2 separate regions of the Homo sapiens genome follow, and region 2 is linked to region 1. A link is an interaction called in ENCODE POLR2A ChIA-PET data of the cell type or tissue named here. Cell type or tissue: Panc1. All regions are shown on one strand.

Evidence for each region. ChIA-PET counts read pairs that join two places held together with the same protein. Peaks named below come from ENCODE experiments on the same cell type or tissue, not always from the same donor. Only the 100,000 strongest peaks of a DNase experiment are listed, where the experiment ranks them.
Region 2: POLR2A ChIA-PET joins it to region 1 with 5 read pairs; 2 of 35 experiments call an interaction of 5 or more read pairs at or near these places.

What each region holds. Positions count from the first base shown.
Region 1 is chr4:25,172,304-25,174,803 of GRCh38, forward strand. The region is part of intron 1 of SEPSECS-DT (SEPSECS divergent transcript); the gene reads left to right. Among named protein-coding and RNA genes, the nearest start is that of SEPSECS-DT, 13 kb to the left of the region's middle. In Panc1, no CTCF peak of the experiment used is centred here; a DNase peak (open chromatin) is centred at 1,408.
Region 2 is chr4:25,329,537-25,332,036 of GRCh38, forward strand. All of the region lies in intron 3 of ZCCHC4 (zinc finger CCHC-type containing 4), which reads left to right. Among named protein-coding and RNA genes, the nearest start is that of ZCCHC4, 18 kb to the left of the region's middle. RefSeq lists an enhancer at 1,962-2,031. In Panc1, no CTCF peak of the experiment used is centred here; no DNase peak of the experiment used is centred here; H3K4me3 peaks cover 949 bases; H3K27ac peaks cover 609 bases.

The sequences.
Region 1 (2,500 bases):
CTGGTGGAGACCAACTTCCTGTTCCATGACAAGCCTTTGATGTCATTGGCAAACAAGGTAGTAGGAACATGAGGCTTTTCAGCCTTTCTGCATCCATTTTCCAGCCTTCTGCGTGTCTAGAGGCAGCGTGAGGAGCAGCGCTGTAACCAAATGCGGGTCCGGTTGCTTGTTGCCTACAGAGTTCAACAAGAGCAAGGTCTGGTGGAAAGAAAGTGACTTTATTAACCAAAACTAGTAATGGGAAGTGGCTGGATTCCCATCCAAAGTGACCACTTTGAATTTGGGGGGAAAGACAAGGGGCAAGGGATTAAAAAGGGGAAACTTGGTATGGAAGACATGCAAGAATTAGACTGAATACAATGTCTGTGTGTCTCATTCCAGTGGCTGTCTTGGGTCTCAGTCTACCTGGAGCATGGGCTGACATCATCTCCACAATGGCTGGGTTGTTCACTAGCCACCTTGAGATAATCTCTGGAATTTTGCAGCTGGGTCTCCAGGCTTGGTCTGCCCATCTCAAGATTAGCCCCTGGAACTTCTAAGAAGGCACATAATTAGATACTAGCGTACCGTTAGACAAATGTGGAGGGAGTGTATGCGGTGAGAAAGAGAGGGATGTGGAGTTTATTTTTTTGAAGGCTTCTGCAGTTTGCTTCAAGGTTACATCTTGAAACTCATTTTGAAGCCAAGCTGCTTGTTTAGTGTGGCTTCCTGATACGGGAACAGTCTCACAGTTGAAATCAGTAGCCCTAGTGGTGGCCTCAGAGGTAGTAGCTCTTCTGGTGGGTCAGTTCTGCTTTTTTCTGGGAGTCATTTCTGGAAACCTAGTCTAAAGCCCATACCCTTAGACCTTCCAATTATTGTGTAAACAGCCATTCCCTGAATTAAATCCCTTGGAAGTTAAGACATCTTGAGTCATTTCTTTCTCCTGCCCTCAATCTTGACTCTTACACCAGATTTTCGCATTTTTTTCCTTCACAATCCCAACTGTGTAGCACATTTTTATAAGTGAGAATTTTTTTTTTCTAGAAAAAGCATCATTCACTTCACTTGGTTGTGTTACTTTTCCTGAATTATTTACATCAATGGAAAGACTGACCAATCACCCCATTCCTACATAATTAAGCCTGAGGCATTGCCATTCCCTGGTGACAGCTGCACAAACTGCAACTGTAATGCTGGGCAGGGAATAATTAGAGTCAATAGAGCAACTTCACAATCCCAAGCCAATAAAGTGAAGCCTGATACTGATGTTTTAATGGAATATTGAAAATGAAGAGTTGAGAGAAAAGACTTTCTCCAGCATTGTCCAAGAGAGATAGAGCATTGATGACTCAATGAGTCTTCCTGCCAGTTTGGCAGATACAGCCTTTTAGTTGAGAGTGACTCACCATGCCTCAGTGGTGACTGTATTCCTTAAAAATAGCAGCTCCCGTTGCAATGGACTCAAATCCTTTTTGCAAGGAGGCAGGAAATAAACTCACTCTGCAACCTTCTTATTTCAACTTAGTTTCCCTATTGGTCATTCTAACCATCTGACATCTGTGCTGGTGTGGTTGTTACTTCTCTAAATCCATAGACACTAATAAATTAGCATTCTAGTCTTTTTTTTTTTTTTTTAGCTTCTTGTGAGACTGGTTACAATGATTCAGTTCAACAGAGCCTGATTCTCTCTAAGAGAACTGAGAAAAATTTGTGAACCTAAAGATCTGAGTCCAAATCTGAGACCCAAAAACCCATGAACCCTGAGATCTTCTTCTACCCCTAAAGCCTGATTTGCAGTCCAAGCGAGTGGGCAAACACACACTCTCTGGCCAATTCTTCATTATCTGCATGTGGGTCATTTGTAACCATTTATTTTCAATTATAAGACTAGTTGAAAAGGCCGGCCTCTTGAGTTCAAGAGATATGAGTTCAAATCTTGGCTATGCAGCTTCCTAGCTGTGTGATCTTGGACAAGTTACTTCACCTTTCTGTGCTTCACTTTCCTGATCTATAAGGAGTCAATAAGAAAACCCACTTGACATGGAATTAAAAATATATAAAGTAACTAGCATAAATAAATAATAGTGGCCAGGCATGGTGGCCCACATCTGTAAACCCACCACTTTGCAAGGCTGAGGCAGGAGAATCACTTAAGCCCAGGAGTTCAAGACCAGCCTGGGCAACATAGTGAAACTCCATCTCTACAAAAAATAAAAGATTAGCCAGGCGTGTTGACACATCCCTGTAGTCCCAGCTACTCCGGAGGCTGAGCTAGGAGGATCACTGTAGCCCAGGAGTTCAAGGCTGCAGTGAGCCATGATCGCGCCACTGCACTCCAGAACCTGGGCAAAAGAGCACTCCCCTGTCTCAAAAAAAAAAGTGGACTAGGGCTCTGTCCAAAGACAGATAGAAAAAGGGTTCCAGGAGGAGGAAAGTGTAGGAGGAACAGTGTGGTGATAAAAAGAAGCCTGATAGGCCTTTCTGTGACAGGTCTTAAAGGCCATTTTCAACTCAAATA
Region 2 (2,500 bases), 160 kb after region 1:
TTTTTTTTTTTTGTTTTGAGACAGAGTCTCGCTCTGTCACCAGGCTGGAGTGCAGTGGCGTGATCTCGGCTCACTGCAACCTCTGCCTCATGGGTTCAAGTGATTCTCCTGCCTCAGCCTCCCGAGTAGCTGGGACTATAGGCGCATGCCACCATGCCCAGCTAATTTTTGTATTTTTAGTAGAGACAGGGTTTCATCATGTTGGCCAGGATGGTCTCGATCTCTTGACCTCATGATCTGCCTGCCTCGGCCTCCCATAAGTGCTGGGATTACAGGCGTGAGCCACCGCACCTGGCCGGATGTTTTTATATTTTCTATGTCTTTGCTTAACAGGCTCATGCTTTCCTGCACCTCTTGAACACATGGAATACAGTTACAATGAGTGGCTTTAATGTCTCTACCAATATCATCCTATGTCATTTCTGGGTTTGTTTAGACCTTTTGATTTTGATTTTTTAATTTTTTACTTTTTTGAGACAAATTTTCACTCTGTCACTGAGGCTGGAGTGCAGTGGTGTGATCTCAGCTTACAGTAGCCTCCGTCCCTGTGTTCAAGTGATTCTCCTGCCTTGGCCTCCCAAGTAGCTGGAATTACAGGTGTGCTCCACCACGCCTGGCTAATTTTTGTATTTTTAGTAGAGACAGGGTTTCACCATGTTGGCCAGGCTGGTCTCAAACTCCTGACCTCAGGTGATCCACTGACCTCAGCCTCACAAAGCTCTGGGATTACAGATGTGAGCTACCATGCCTTGCTGATTTTTTTTTTCTTCTAATCATGAGTCATGTTGTTCTGTTTCTTTGCATACCTGGTAATATTTTATTGGATACTAGTAGTATGGGATTTACCTTGTTATATACTGGATATTTTTAATTCCTTTGTGTATTTTTGATTTTGTTCTGGGACAGTTACTTGTTGTAGTGTGATGTTCTTGAGCAGGATTTAGCAAACTACTACCTGTAGCCAACTCTGGCCATGCCTATTCACTTGGCTGTGTTTGCTTTTGTGGTATCACTACAGAATAGTTGTGACTGAGAGACTTTGTGGCCTGCCAAGCTCCAAATATTTATTATCTGATCCTTTACAGAAAGTTTGCTGACCCTGCTTTTGAAGACTTGTCTTTAAGCTTTTTAGGCAGGACTGAGCAACCTTTCGTGGTTCTAGGGCTAATTTTTCCTCCCTACTGAGGCAGTGCTCTTCTGAGTACTTGAGTACTTGTGTATTGTGAGGCATTTCCACTCTGGCTTGTTGGGAGACAAACCATTCTGGACCTGTGTGTATTTTCCAGTGATAATTCCACCTGCTTCTGGCCAGTGGTTCTTTCCCTTGCCTTGGGGAGTTTCTGCATGTGCACATGCTGCTCAGTACTCAGCCGAAGACTCGAGGGGAATTGTCAGCTAGTCTGGAGCGTTTTTTCTCTCTCTCTCAGTGTACAGCTTTCTGCTCTCCTGTCCTCCCTGGTTATTCGCCAGTACTCTTTCTGTGAATTCTGGCCGCCTAGCCTCCTGGAGTGCTCAGCTCTGTCTCATCAATTCCTTGGGCTGTGTTTCGGTTCTCCATCCCTGTGCTGCCAGCTCTCCACAGGCAGGAAGCTGGGCAGCTGTACCACTCACCTCTGTTCCCTTCCCTCGGGGTTCACTGTTTTGGGCTGCTAGTTGTCCGATATCTTCAAACTGCTTTTTCATATATTTTGTCTTTTTAAAACTTCTTTTGAAGGCCCATGGTAAATCTGGTCTCTGTTACTCCATCATAGCTGTCTGCGGAAGCTGTCAACATTTTTTTCTTTTAGAGACAGAGCCTCACTCTGTTGCCTAGGCTGGAGTGTGGTGGCATAATCATAGCTCACTGCAGCCTTGAACTCCTGGGCTCAAGTGATCCTCCTGCCTCTGCCTCCTAAGTAGCTGGGACTACAGGCACATACCACCACACCTGGCTAATTTTTAAAATTTTTTGTAGAGATGGAGTCTCAACTATGTTGCCCAGGCTGGTCTTGAGCTCCTGGCCTCAAGTGATCCTCCTGTCGTGGGCTCCCAAAGTGCTGGGATTTCAGGCGTGAGCCACTGTTCCTGGCCTGTTCAACACTGTTAGTACTTAGTGATGAGAGGTAATAGTAAATTCAGTGTTTCTGTTGCCGAAGAGTGTTTATTGGTTCTTTCACTTTCATTTCATAGGGCCCTTTCTTCTACTGGCATTCTCACTTTGAATTACTAAGAAGTTTCTTCTAATATCCCTCTATCTCCTTTTTCTTTCTAGTTTTAGATAAAGCTGTCAAAAGAACAGTTATCATAGAAATAGAAACATTTAAATTACCGGCACGATAGCTTATTTCTTGCTGCAACCATTCAGAATATCTATTTGTCACTGCCTTGGGTGCTTTGAAGTGAAACTGTGCTTAGATATAAAAAGTTTAAAACTCACTTTGATTACATGTTAAGCTCACAGTTTTTACACTGCAGTTCCTGAATTTAGTTCCATCAAAACTGTATGACTAGGCCACATGTG